2 separate regions of the Homo sapiens genome follow, and region 2 is linked to region 1. Evidence: read pairs that join two places in POLR2A ChIA-PET (ENCODE). Cell type or tissue: Panc1. All regions are shown on one strand. Links, peaks and the distances in the headings refer to the core of each region. The heading gives the core; the rest is flanking DNA.

Region 1 (7,575 bases), core at 1,464-6,463:
GAGGAGAAGCAAGCACGTCTGACATGCCAGTAGGCGAGAGACAGCATGTGTCAGCACAGGAAAAGCTACCATTTATAAAACTATCAGATCTCATGAGAATTCACTCACTACCTTGAGACCAGCATGGAGGAAACTGTCCCTGTAATCCAATCACTTCCCACCAGGTCTCTCCCTAAACACCTGAGAATTACAATTCAAGATGAAATTTGAGTGGGGACACAAAGCCTAACCATATTAGCCTCCCAAGTAGCTGGGGTTTTAGGCATATGCCACCACAACCACTAAGGGCCCTATCACATTCTGAGGTGTTAGGAGTTAAGGTTTCAACGTATGAATTTGGGGACTGATATGGTTTGGCTCTGTATCCCTACCCAAATCTCATCTCGAATTGTAACCCCTACATGTTGCGGGAGGGACCTCGTAGGAGTGAATGGATCATGGGGGCAGTTTCACCCATGCTGTTCTTATGATAGTGAATTCTCATAAGATCTGGTGGTTTGAAAGTGTTTGGCAATTTCCCCCACCCTCCATCTCCTGCCACCATGTCAGATGTGACTGCTTCCCTTTCCACCATGACTGTAAGTTTCCTGAGGCCTCCCCAGCCATGCAGAACTGTGAGTCAATTAAACCTTCTTTTCTCTATAAATCACCTAGTCTCAGGTAGTTCTTTAAAGCAGCGTGAAAACGGACTAATACAGGGAGACACAATTCAGTCCATGCCAATAGCCTTTCTTGAAGGCTGATACACATATCTCTACTTCAACATCTTTAACAAACGAATGAATGAATGAATGAATGAATGAATGAACAAATGTGGTAGAGCTTCACAGCAAAAGTCCTTTCCCTAGTCAATTTCTTCTCTTCATAGAGGTTGCTGGAATTCCCTTCCAATCTCCCTTCCCTACGTCATTTTTTTCTCCTGCAGTTCTTATGGAAGGCAAAAGAGATTAACTGTTAGGATATTAATTAACTATTGCTGCTTAGCCATATTACCACAAGCTTAACTGCTTAAAAGAGCGCAAGTTTATTATCTCAGTTTCTGTGGTTCAGGAGTACAGGTTTGACTTAGCTGGATTTTCTGCTTAGGGTCTTACAAGGTTGTAATCAAGGTGTCAGCCAAGGCTGTGATCTCATCTGAGGCTGGTCTAGGGAAAGATCTGCTCCAAACACACTCAGAATTCATTTGGCAGAATTCTGTTTCCTGTGGTTGCATTAATAAGACTCAGGGATTCAGTCTCATGGTGGCTGTCAACCAGTGGCCACCCTCAACTCTTAGAGGCTGCCCACAGTTCTTTGGCACATGGGGCTCCCAACATAGCCATCTGCTTCCTCCAAGCCAAGAGAGCAGTTCAGTAAGACAGCACTAATATTCATATCATACGCAGCATAATCAATAATCACATACAATTCACCGTCTTTACTATATTCTGCTAGGTAGAAAAGGCACAGGCCACATCCACACTCAAGGAGAGGGGATTATACCAAGGTATGAATTCCAGAGGTGAGGTTTCATGAAGGTCACCTTAAGAGTCTTTCTGCTTCTTCATGGTTTCTGTTTTTTGGCCTTTTCCTCTTTCTCCCTCTGTCAGGGTCTCTGTGGTCAGACCACATGGCCTACCTGATGGCCATGGAAGAAAGGAAGGGGCAGTGGACCCTCACCCAAAGTAAGTTCCTCTTCTATCACACACTGCCCGAGCAGGAGCTGCCTGAAGGCAGAGAGCCCATCAATTTTCCTATCCTAGGTCCAAGAGTGGCAGAAGAACTTTGGTTGTGATGAGAGTCTCAGCTGCCTGAACATCTCTTGGCTGCTGCTCCAAGCTCCAGGGAGCCCCACAGGAGAGAAAATTATAGTCCTTTGTATTTAATCAAGGCCCCAGAGCACATGGCACACTCCCCTGTAGTAGACTCTAACACAGAGAACCTTGTTCCAACACCATAAATGTGCTTATTTTGTGACCTCTATCAGATTCCAAGTCTCTGGAGGGCCAGGCCCTTGCCCAGTTTTTCTTTTTAATTCCTCAATGTTCTGACGCAAGGTCTGGCATATGGTGGGTGTTTAATATACATTAGGAAGAATGGATTAGGCTGGGCATGATGGCTCATACCTATAATCCCAGCACTTTGGGAGGCCAAGGTGGGAGGATTGCTTGAGCTCAGGAGTTTGAGATCAGCCTGGGCAACATAGTAAGACACTATTTCTACAAAAAGTACAAAAACTTACTGGCTGTAGTGGCACCCACTTGGAGTCCCAGCTACTTGGGAGGCTGAGGTGGGAGGATCACTTGAGTCCAGGAGGTCAAGGGTGCAGTGAGTCATGTTAGCACCACTGCACTCCAGCCAGGCAACAGAGCAAGACCCCGTCTAGAAAAAAAAAAAAGAAGAATAGATTAACTCCATAATTTGAAAACAAATGATTCTTATGTCAGAATCTAATGAATTTAAACAGATAATGTGTTAAACACTTAGAAGAGACTAAGGTTCATGCAATGAAATTCTACTGAAAAATAGAAAGGTAGCCAAAATAGATTAAATTAAAAAATGAAGTTGCACATGATTATGTTTTTTGTAAAAGAAAAAAATATAATTTTGGGTATTGATAATGATGATAGTTGGCATAATGTATATTGTCAATCATAGTTGACATTTTATTTTCCTGTAATGTGTGACATTTTCACTTAAAACAACGAAAAGGAATATAAAGAGCACTGAGATCCCAAGTGGTTCATCAGTGAATCATGCCTCATTTCCTTCTTTTAAATTTTATTATGCTGATGATTCACAGAATTCAGTTTAATTCCACAAACATTTATTGAGAGCCTATTACGTGCAAGATACTGGGTAAGTGCCAGGCCACCAGGGTGGAAATGCTAGAGTCAGTGTAACTTGATTTCATAAAGAAAATACATAATGCATCTCATGATCCAGTGATGGATAAGGTGGAGAGGGAAAGTGGTATAAAAGTACCATGAGGCCAGGCATGGTAGCTCACATCTGTAATCCCAGCACTTTGGGAGGTCGAGGCAGGTGGTTCACTTGAACCCAGGAGTTCAAGACCAGCCTGGACAATATGGCAAAACCCCATCTCTACTAAAAGTACAGAAATTATACAGGCATGGTGGAGTGTGCCTGTAGTCCTAGCTACTTAGGAAGCTGAGGTGGGAGGATCACCTGAGCCCTGAAGGTTGAGGCTACAGTAATCCGAGATCATGCCACGGCACTCCAACCTGGGCAACAGAGTGAGATCCTGCCTAAAAAAAAAAAAAAAAAAAAAAAAAATATATATATATATATATATATATATATATGGTTTGGCCACTGACTGAATAGCTATACACACACTCACTCTGTCACCCAGGCTGGAACAAGGGCAGTAGAGTGATCACAGCTCACTGCAGCCCCAAGCTCCTGGGCTCAGGCAATCCTTCTACCTCAGCCTCCCAAGTAGCTGGGACTACAAGCACATATCACCAGACCCAACTGATTTTATTTCTAATTTTTTGTAGAGATGGGGGTCTCACTTTTTTTCCCAGGCTGGTCTTAAACTCCTGGCTTCAAGCAATCCTCCCACCTCAGCCTTCAGAACTGCTGGGATTACAGGCATGAACCACTGCACCTGGCCCTAGTCAATATTTTTATACGTGTCTTAAATGATGAAGAAGGTAAGCACAAAGTTTAGAGTAATAGCTAATAGACAAAATAAGCAAGATGCAAAATAATCTGACCAGCATGACTTTCAAGAAGAATCATTGTAAAGTTCTGTATTTGGTTCAAAGAAAATCAACAACACAAATTCACAGGGATTCCTGACTTGGCAGCAGTTCATGTAAAAAACAACTGGGCTTTTAATTGACCATGGATTCATTATGAGGCATTATTGGAATGTGACTGATAAAAACAAGATTAGGGCAATTCTTGACCACAGCCATAAATCTAGTGTCCCGATAAGAGGGTGGCAGCTCAATCCTGTTCTGGTCAGACCACACTGGAGTTCTATTTTCATTTCTAAGCATCCATTTCACAGTTGGAACATGGCACCCTTGACCCACTTTTGTGAAGTAATGTTTTCTCACACTCCTTTTCCATCCTGTGTTCTAGCATACTCTCAAGTGCAGTATGCTAACACTAGGACAAATGAGCTCTACCCTTGTAATACAGCACAACTGCAAAGCAGTAATGTCATGTGAATCAAGTTCCTTCAGATTTCAGTCATGTCAGCTTTTTGTTAATTTTTCTTTTATTGCAGTCTCCTCTCCCTGGTGACTTAGGCTAAATCTGGGGGTAATGAAATGACCGAAATCTGACTTACAGCCACTGTGTGTACTCCAAATGATTCCTCCTTCCTATTAGTCATAACATAACCCTTTGTCCTTGAACCAGGCTGCTCTGCCTAGTTTCCTGTTCTTCATGCAAAAACTCCAAGAAACCAGCCTTGCCAACCTCCGATAGGAGTCTAAAGCTACCATTTAGTCTGAAAACTGAGATCTGTGCTACACTTGAATGCAAAGTCATCAGAATTAGCTTACACAAGTTCCCCTTTCTCCCTCTGGCATATACTTCCACTCCTTTGCCATCCCAGCTTTGACTTCCCTTTCTTCTTCAGCCCTAATGAGAACTGGGAGTGCGAAAAAATGTAAGGAAGAAAGGAGGAAAAAGAAGAAAGACAGGAGAGATTAATCTCGATCCCAAAGATAGGTAGGACCTTTTGTTATTACACCAGCAAGTCATGGTTCTCTCCTTTCTTCCCTCTTTGTCTCCCAACCCTCTTCAACATGTATACTTGCCAAGGGCTAGGGAAACCCCAGCTTACAAGATCTACTCCCTCTAAAGGGACTGATCCTAAAATTAAAGCCAGTCCAGAGGGGCCACCTTTCTAGCCCAGGCAAGATATTCAAGCCTCAAACCAGGTTAAGGTCGTGTTGGAGTCCACACATGCCCTCTTCTTCCCTATCCAACAAAGGCCTGAGAAACTATGGTCTTTTCCATTAATGCCCTTGGACTGGAAGGGCAGGGGTCATATATAAATTCTGTGCTAAATACTATGAATTTTTTTTCTTTTTTCAGCATGAGACAGATACTGTGAATGCTATATCCCATTTAATGCCCATAGTAAATCCTGTGCTATAATGTATTAATTAAGATGGCTTCCATTAAAAGGAGCAGAAAGCTCAACTCACTATGGGTTACTAAGTGAAGGAGATGATTGGTTTATACAATAGAAGTATGACAGGATTGAGGATGGGTCCATTTAGGAGTTCAACAACTTTATCAGGGAGTTCTATTTTCCATCACTCCACTCTGCCATTCACAATGAGAGCTTCCATCTAGGGCTTGCCCCTGTTTTAGTCTCAGAGTGGCTTTCTATTGCTGCTGAGACTGCATATGTCTCCCACTTTTATCTAGCAGGAGAAAGGGAACTTGTTTTTCTGGAAATAAGCCAGTAAACTTATGCAAACTCATTGGCCTGAATTGCTAGTGAGACCACATATGTGTCCCATTCTTATCTAGCAGGAAAAAGGAAATTTGTTTTTCTGGAAATAAGCCAATAAACTTATGCAAGCTCACTGGCCTGAATTAGGCCAGCACCCATCACTGGGTCCTGTAATAGTGGCCTTAAAATGGAATTGCACTAGGCCTGAGTCTTCAGGAGTGGAGTGGTCTATTGGGGGAGATGTGGATACCCTAACAAAAGTCATGGTAGTTACCAAGAGAAGAACAAGGGCTGGGGAGGCAACTCCAAGGCTCTCTTAGCTACATATTATCCTATTTTTCAGAGGAGAAACTGAAGCTTGGAGATGCTGCTGTGTGTAATGATAGAGCCAGGACTCTCACCCTTCCCTACACCAGGTTATCTTGAAGAAACAAACCAAAGAAAAGCCGGAATGGTCATCCCTTCACTTTCAGCCTAAAACATGTAGATAGGAAAGAGAAGCAGGGATTTCATGAGACTGGGAAAATCTCAGCCACTGTGCACCCAGGAGCTACTGAATCTACCTACTCCACAAAGCTGAGGCAGCTTTGAACCTTCACATCACCTGGAACCATGCCTAGCTCAGCAACTATTTGTAAACTGAAGAGCAGAGACTACAAAGGTATTACCCATAATGATGAGTTCTAGAGCACTGTTTCCCCAGCCCATTCTGGGTTAAATCAGAGGTGTGGGCTAGCCTGGGAACCTTGCCACACTGCATAACATTGCTCCTCCTGGGGAATGTCTTCCGAGTTCTAAAGGACAGATTTGCAAATAGACTTCTGGAGTACAGCCCCATCCACTGCTGGGAACTGCCTTTGTTTGACTTGTTTATTCAGGAGAGCTTCTCTGGACTTTCACCCAGCCGCTGCCTGGCAGGAGGTGACCTGGCTTTAGCCAACAGTGGGTGGGGACAGCAGGAGAGCAGCTTCTGCTCAGTGCTAACTGGACACAAAGCTATACCATAGGAAGGGGGAAGGGCAGAGTATTCAAAGGCCATAAGACAGCTAGTCTTTGACAAGGGACCTCATTTAAGGAGCATGAGTCTCCCTGTCTCACTTCTACCTGGTGGAAGAGTGAGACAAAATTAACTTACATGACTTGAAAGGCTTTTGCAATTTTTGAGGGCCACTGAGTATAAATTTTCCAATAAGCAGCTGTTGGCTTTTGTTCCTGCTGAGGTCTCTCACAAGGCAGCATCAGGTTTGAGTGTCATGGCCTGCCATGGCCCCACTGGCCTTGAGGGTTTCTGTGGCCTATTTTAAGCAATTTTACTGTTCATGGTCCTGGCAAACATATCCATTTTTCTGACAATATTTATAGTCTGATGTAAGTGTGAACTAGATAATGACCTTTTCAAGTCATGGCACAATGTTCTGTTTAAAGTTTTCATTTTTTTGCTCAGAACATCTGCAAGATCCTTTGACCCTTCTGCATGGTCTCTTGGAGATTTTCCTAACTTTCTGACCACTTGTGGGGATAGAGGGGTGAATGATGGGCAGACCCTTCACGTGTCTTGGGTCATGTGAGCATCTGAGCCTACAGAGAACACTCCTTTTGCTTCTGAAGCTCTTGCAGCCCGTTCTGAGAAATGTAATGCTGACCAGTTCATCTCAGGCATTTCTTTCTCTCCGGACATTATAGGATCACCCTCAAAACACGTGTGAGGGCACATACATCATCAGCTTCCCATAGTGAGTAGTTCCTAGGACTTGGATAACATTTCAAGCTTGACATGGCTAAAACAATACCATATCTGCAGTTAACTTTAGGTGACTCACCAGAAGAGCTATTTTAAACAAATTTGTAGCGACTAAGATTACATTTGTTCTATGAAAAACAGACTGAAAGGACAAAAGGCTAATGCAATATTTTTGAAACGCTCTTTTTAAGCTCAATGAAGTCCTGCTGTATTTTCTTGACAGCATCCTAGTTACCAGGCATAACAGGAGGGGCAATAACTGGTATCTAAACCACTCAAGAAACAAGCATGTCTTGACACCATCCAGCAGGAGTATATGTTCATCAGAAGACAGGTTTGTAGAAATAGTGATGGCCATGTTCATCTAGTCACCAGGGATTCTAATGTATTCCCTTTCAAAATAATA
Region 2 (6,133 bases), core at 1,134-6,133, 600 kb after region 1:
TTGTGGAAGTAATGGATCTTGAAAATCACTTGAAGTATTAAAAAACTATTGCATAATTCCTCTTTTCTTTTACATATTACCTCAAGCTCAAGATGGCCACTTTAAAATTCTTCACAGTCCTTAAAAGGGAAAATTCTATATTCTTCAAATAATAAGAATAAGTAAAACCTAAAATCTCTAAGATATGGAATCAACCCAGGTGTCCACCAACAGTTGTAGTGTGTGCATACACACATATACCTTGGAATACTATTCAGTCATAAAAAAAGAATGAAATAATGTCTTTTGCAGCAATATGGATAGAACTGGAGGCTATTATCTTGAAGTATTTCTTGAAATAACCCATAAACAGAACATAAAATACATGTTCTTTTTTTTTTTTTTTTTTTAAGTAGAGACGGGGTTTCACCGTGTTAGCCAGGATGGTCTCGATCTCCCAACTTCATGATCCACCCGCCTCTGCCTCCCAAAGTGCTGGGATTATAGGCATGAGCCACCGCACTCGGCCTACATGTTCTTATTTATAAGTGGGAACTAAAATATGTGTACACATGGACATACAGCAAGGAATAATAGACATTGGAGACTCAGAAATGTGGGAAGGCAGGAGGCCGGCAAGGGATGAGAAATTACCTAACAGCAACTATGCGAGTGATGATTACACTAAAAGCCCAGATTTCATCACTACACAATATATCACTGTAGCAGAACTATACTTGCAACCCCAAAATCTATTTAAAAAGTAAATCTCCCATTTATAATTTACCCAAAGTTCATTATGCAAATAAAACTAATGAAAACTTTGAGAGCGCATCTTAATTTGTTTTTCTCTCAGCTACTGTATCACATGCAGAAAATAACTACAATGAGGAAGTAACGCCTTAGCATCCTTCATGAGATTCAAAACTAGAAAGTCAGAGCTCTCGGCCAGGCGTAGTGGCTCACGCCTGTAATCCCAGCACTTTGGGAGGCCAAGGCAGGTGGATCACAAGGTCAGGAGATTGAGACCAGCGTGACCAACATGGTGAAACCCCGTCTCTACTAAAATTACAAAAACATTAGCTGGGCGTGGTGGCTATAGTCCCAGCTACTCTGGAGGCTGAGACAGGATAATTGCTTGAACCCAGGAGGTGGAGGTTGCAGTAAGCCAAGATAGCACCACTGCACTACAGCCCGGGCAACAGAGCAAGACTCCGTCTCAGAAAAAAAAAAGAAAGTCAGAGCTTTCAAGTTATATCATGGCAAATAATAAAAAATCACCTTACCTTGAATCCACTCCTGTTTCTTCTTCTTATCTGAAGCACTGATTTCAAAAGTCTTATCAAAACATTTTACGAGAAAAAGGCATTTCTTTCCATCTTTGTCAGGCAAGGACTAAAACAGAAAGCAAAATTAGTTCCTCAAAATTTTAAGTATTTAAATGAAATTCAATTTGAATTATTTATAAAAATGAGCTGAAACTTAATGTCAATGAAAAATACCTATAAATTCATATTACTGATTTACTAATGCTGTTTCCTAAGCACATTACTTATGGTAAAAATGACCCCAGTTGGTATACTACATCTAGACTGGTAAAACTATAAACACCTGATAGGATGCCATGCATTGGGATTTCCTGAGTATAGCAGCTCTTATCCTGAGCACCTCCCTTGCAGGAATCCTGGAAGGTACATCTGTGATGATGTTACAAGAGGTATTAACTCCTATGGGATATGAAGCACCTAAGCCAGGGTGATTCCTACATCTGCTTAATGTGGCTTTCTCTTCTTGCACTTGGAATGTTGTGGCTGGCAACCCGTGGTTTCTGTCCTATATGTTTATGAGTAAACTGGCCTTTGGTAACCTTGTAGATCTCCATGTTTAGTTAAATCTAAGCAGACTCCTTCATGGGCATCACACATCTCAAGACATTATTATTCACTAAAATACATTATAGTTTATGTGTGAGATTTCAGGTATTTAAATGTTCTTCAACACATACAGACACGGGGACAGTTCATATAAAAATTAAAAACTCAAAAATTTATGTTCTTGAGAATTTCACTTCTTTAAAGAATTAGTACCTATGAATAAAGTGTCCTGAAAGTCACCCAAAGTATTCAAAGACAATGCTTACATCTTCTTTTATTTCTTGCACTCAAAATGTCCCAGATTTTCTGGCATATTCTTTATTCCAAATATTGTCTTACTGAACTTTTTTTTACTTTATTATCTCTTTTATGACTCCATTTTATTCAATAAATGATTCCTTAAATGTTCCAATAAATGATTTAATCCTTATACTTTATTCACGAGTAGAAGGTTGAAAATAAATTCACATTAGAAAAAAATTTTGTCAGCTATGTTTAATTTTTGGTTCAGAAACCATGGCAACTGCATGCCTATATTATTTTGGAAATGTAAATTTGGGGATTATTTTAAGGTTCTAGAGTCTAGGTGGAAGAAGGTGAGAAGCTACTTCAGCATCAGGGGGCAGCACGGGGTAATCATGCAAAGAAGTAAGAGTAGACTCACCTCTACACAGCAATTTTCATCCAAGAGAATGTCTCCTTTCTTATCCTTCAGATCCTCACTCACATAGTAAGAAATTATGTTGGGTTTTAGTACAAACCATCTTTCAGTCCAGTTTTTCCGTCTGTGGCCCTTTTTCATCATGTAACCCTGTGAAAGATTAAATGTGATATAAATTATTGTCTTTTTATTTGTAAGAGCTGACATCTCTTCCTTGATATACTTGCCTACTCCATTATTTGATATATGATCCTGAAAACATGAACACCAATTGTTCTTGGATCCTCTGAGAATCTATGGAGGGGCATTACACCTAGTCATGCAAGCATAACCAGACAAAAATTTGCATATAATTTCAGACACTTCAGAGACAACCCCTCCCCAAAGTGATATGCAGACAATAGAATCCCCTTGACATTAAGTAGCATTTGAGATTTCTAAAAAATCATTATCTTTTAGAGATACCTATTGAAATATTTATAAACAAAATAAAATACCTGAGATTTGCTTCAAAATAATACAGGAGAGGTAAAAGTAGGTGGGGTAGGATTAGCCACATGGTGGTGGTTACTGGAGCTGGTTGATGCATATGTGGGAGTTCATTATACTGGTCTATTCCACTTAAAAAGAAAGAATGAACCCCTAACAATGATTCTCTGTAAATTAAAACCTCGATCAGGCCTGATGCAGTGGCTCATGCCTGTAATCCCAGCACTTTGGGAGGCCAAGGCAGGAGGATCGCTTGAGGCCAGGAGTTCAAGATCAGTGTGGGCAACATAGTGAGACTTCATTTCTACAAAAAAAAAATTTTTTTTTAGGAGTGTCGCTCTGTCGCCCAGGCTGGAGTGCAGTGGGTGCAATCTCGGCTCACTGCAACCTCTCTGCCTCCTAGGTTCAAATGATTCTCCTGCCTCAGCCTCCTGAGTAGCTGGGACTACAAGCGCATGCCACCATGCCTGGCTAATTTTTGAATTTTTAATAGAGATGGGGTTTCAACATGTTGGCCAGATGGTCTCAAGCTCCTGACCTCGTGATCCGCCCACCTCAGCCTCCCAAAGTGCTGGGATTATAGGCGTGAGCCACCACGTCCAGCCAAAATTTTTAAATAAAATAAGTAAAACCTCAGTCACTGAAAATGTTAAATGACTGAGGTAAGTAAAACCTCAATCAATGAAAATGCTAAAGCTTGGCCACATATATCTTCTAAACCAAATATTCAAGGACTTCCACCTCTGGTACCAACCTACCTTTCTGCCTGACCTCTCAATATTCTGAAGGAGGAACTCTGCCCCAGACCAACAGGAAAATACTGCACCAGGAGTTCAAATACTGGCTTCTAAATGTGGCTTCTAAGCTCACACTCACTAGTTCTGTATTTCCTTCCCACAGACTGGCCTCAAAGGTGTGTGACTCAAATGTTTACTTAAGCAAAATTATACATTATTATAGGCCAAAGCCCTTCAGGCTTGTTTAAGAATAGCTGCTATTTTTAGTATTAAATCTACAGGTGCTGATAGCGCATGATAGAATATACATATCATTAAATATATATGATATTGATTGTAAGTTTCAGTTGGTTATTATATTAAGTTCTAATCATATTACATATTCAGTTTCCTAATCTTTGGACATTTAAGCAAAAGCTATCTCATACGGCAATTCTACTACAGTCATATCCTGCCATCCTAAGAGGCTGAGAATTCCACTTCAGATGGAGACCACGTCTCATACCTCTTTGTAGCACCAAAAACCTATACAAATTCAGCCTCAACATTTATGATGTGCTCCATTAGGAAAAAAAAGAACAAAGACAACACTATTACCTATGGAAGAAAGAAAGGATCAAAGTAAGGAAATCCCAAATCAGTTATTATTCAATATAATAATGTAAGAAGTTTCAAAGAATCACCAAAAAAATATAAATTGTATTTAACAAGCATCGAGCTTCATCTGCTATGCTGGGTGCTGAGAAAAAGAGGACAGTCTAAATAAGACAAAAGCAACTTTGCTACATAAAGGTATTTTTTTTTCCACAAGTAGAGGTATTTTTCTGATTTTATAAAAATAATATAAAATCATATAGAAAGTCCAATAATACAGAAAGGAATAAAGAAGAAAAAAATTCACCAAAATCCCACAATCTAGAGGTGATCACTGTAAACATTTTAGCAAGCACCTTCCTGACAGCTCTACACACATGCATAACATTACCTGAAGGGGATTACAAGATATCTCCTGTTCAGCAATGTGGTTTTTTTTCACTCAACGTTATGCCATGGAGATCTTTCTGGATCAGTGGTTATGAATTTCCAAAATAAAATATTTTGGAAATGGCCTGGGCGCGGCGGTTCACGCCTGTAATGCCAACACTTTGGGAGGCCAAGGCTGGTGGATCACAAGGTCAAAAGATCGAGACCGTCCTGGCCAACCTGGTGAAATCCCATCTCTACTAAAAATACAAAAGCTAGCTGGACGTGGTGGCGCACACCTGTAGTCCCAGCTACTCAAAAGGCTGAGGCGGGAGAATTGTTTGAACCCGGGAGGCGGAGGTTGCAGTGAGCCAAGATCATGCCACTGCACTCCAGCCTGGTGACAGCGTGAAATTCCGTCTTGGAAAAAAAAAAAAAAAAAAATATATATATATATATATATATATATATATATATATATATTTTGTATTTTTAATACAGACAGGGTTTCAACATGCTGGCCAGGATGGTCTTGAGCTCCTGACCTGGTGATCCACCCGCCTCAGCCTCCCAAAGTGCTGGGATTACAGGCATGAGCCACCACGTCCAGCCAAAATATATATATATATTTTAACTGTATTCTTAACTGTACTTTAAAATCGCACAAATAATTTTTTTTAATGAAAGCCTAATACAAGACTGGAAAAATAAGAAATTTTATTCCTATTCAAAATCAGGCCAGGCCCAGTGGGTCACACCTGTAATCCCAGCACTTTGGGAGGCCGACGTGGGTGGATCACTTGAGGTCAGGCATTCGAGACCAGCCTGGCCAACATGGTAAAACCCCATCTCTACTAAATATACAAAAATTAGCTGGGCATGGGGGTGCATGCCTTCAAGGCAAGAGAATCCCTTGAACCCAGGAGATGGAGGTTGCAGTAAGCCAAGATCACGTCACTGCACTCCAGACTGGGCGACAGAGCAAGACTGTCTCAAAAAAACAAAAAATAAAAAAACGAAATCAGTGTAAGAAAATAAGTGACTTATACTCATCTTTGTGACAAAAATATTAATTTTAAAATGTCAAATTCTAAAGATGAGAAAAAAAAACAGTAACAGAATTCTTACCTGCTTTAACACATCTAATATAAGTTCATTAAAGACTTCATTAATTGCCATAGACACAGTCTGCCGGTCCATGCCTTTGCTAAACTGTCCATTTCCAATAAGCTCAATAAGTTCCCATGCAGAAAGGCCATTTTTACTGTCATCAAAGTTGATTTTATAATGTTCAAATTGTTCTTGCTGCCAACCTCCTCCCATAGCTTCTGTAAGCTTCTTAAGCAGGTATTCAATCTACATAAAGAATGTGAAATAATTATTTCCTAGTTAAAAAAAACTTTAACATAGTTATGTATTTATGTTATAAA

What was found. ChIA-PET counts read pairs that join two places held together with the same protein. Peaks named below come from ENCODE experiments on the same cell type or tissue, not always from the same donor. Only the 100,000 strongest peaks of a DNase experiment are listed, where the experiment ranks them.
Region 2: POLR2A ChIA-PET joins it to region 1 with 14 read pairs; 3 of 35 experiments call an interaction of 5 or more read pairs at or near these places.

What each region holds. Positions count from the first base shown.
Region 1 is chr11:10,325,356-10,332,930 of GRCh38, reverse strand. CAND1.11 (a long non-coding RNA gene) reads right to left here. Exons shown (of 4, transcript NR_103765.1): 2 at 2,222-2,361. Among named protein-coding and RNA genes, the nearest start is that of CAND1.11, 21 kb to the right of the region's middle. RefSeq lists a silencer at 3,915-4,209. In Panc1, for the core only: no CTCF peak of the experiment used is centred there; no DNase peak of the experiment used is centred there; H3K27ac peaks cover 3,188 bases.
Region 2 is chr11:9,724,584-9,730,716 of GRCh38, reverse strand. It overlaps SWAP70 (switching B cell complex subunit SWAP70), which reads right to left. Exons shown (of 12, transcript NM_015055.4): 4 at 5,832-6,059; 5 at 2,518-2,664; 6 at 1,266-1,374. Among named protein-coding and RNA genes, the nearest start is that of SBF2-AS1, 31 kb to the left of the region's middle. In Panc1, for the core only: no CTCF peak of the experiment used is centred there; a DNase peak (open chromatin) is centred at 3,866.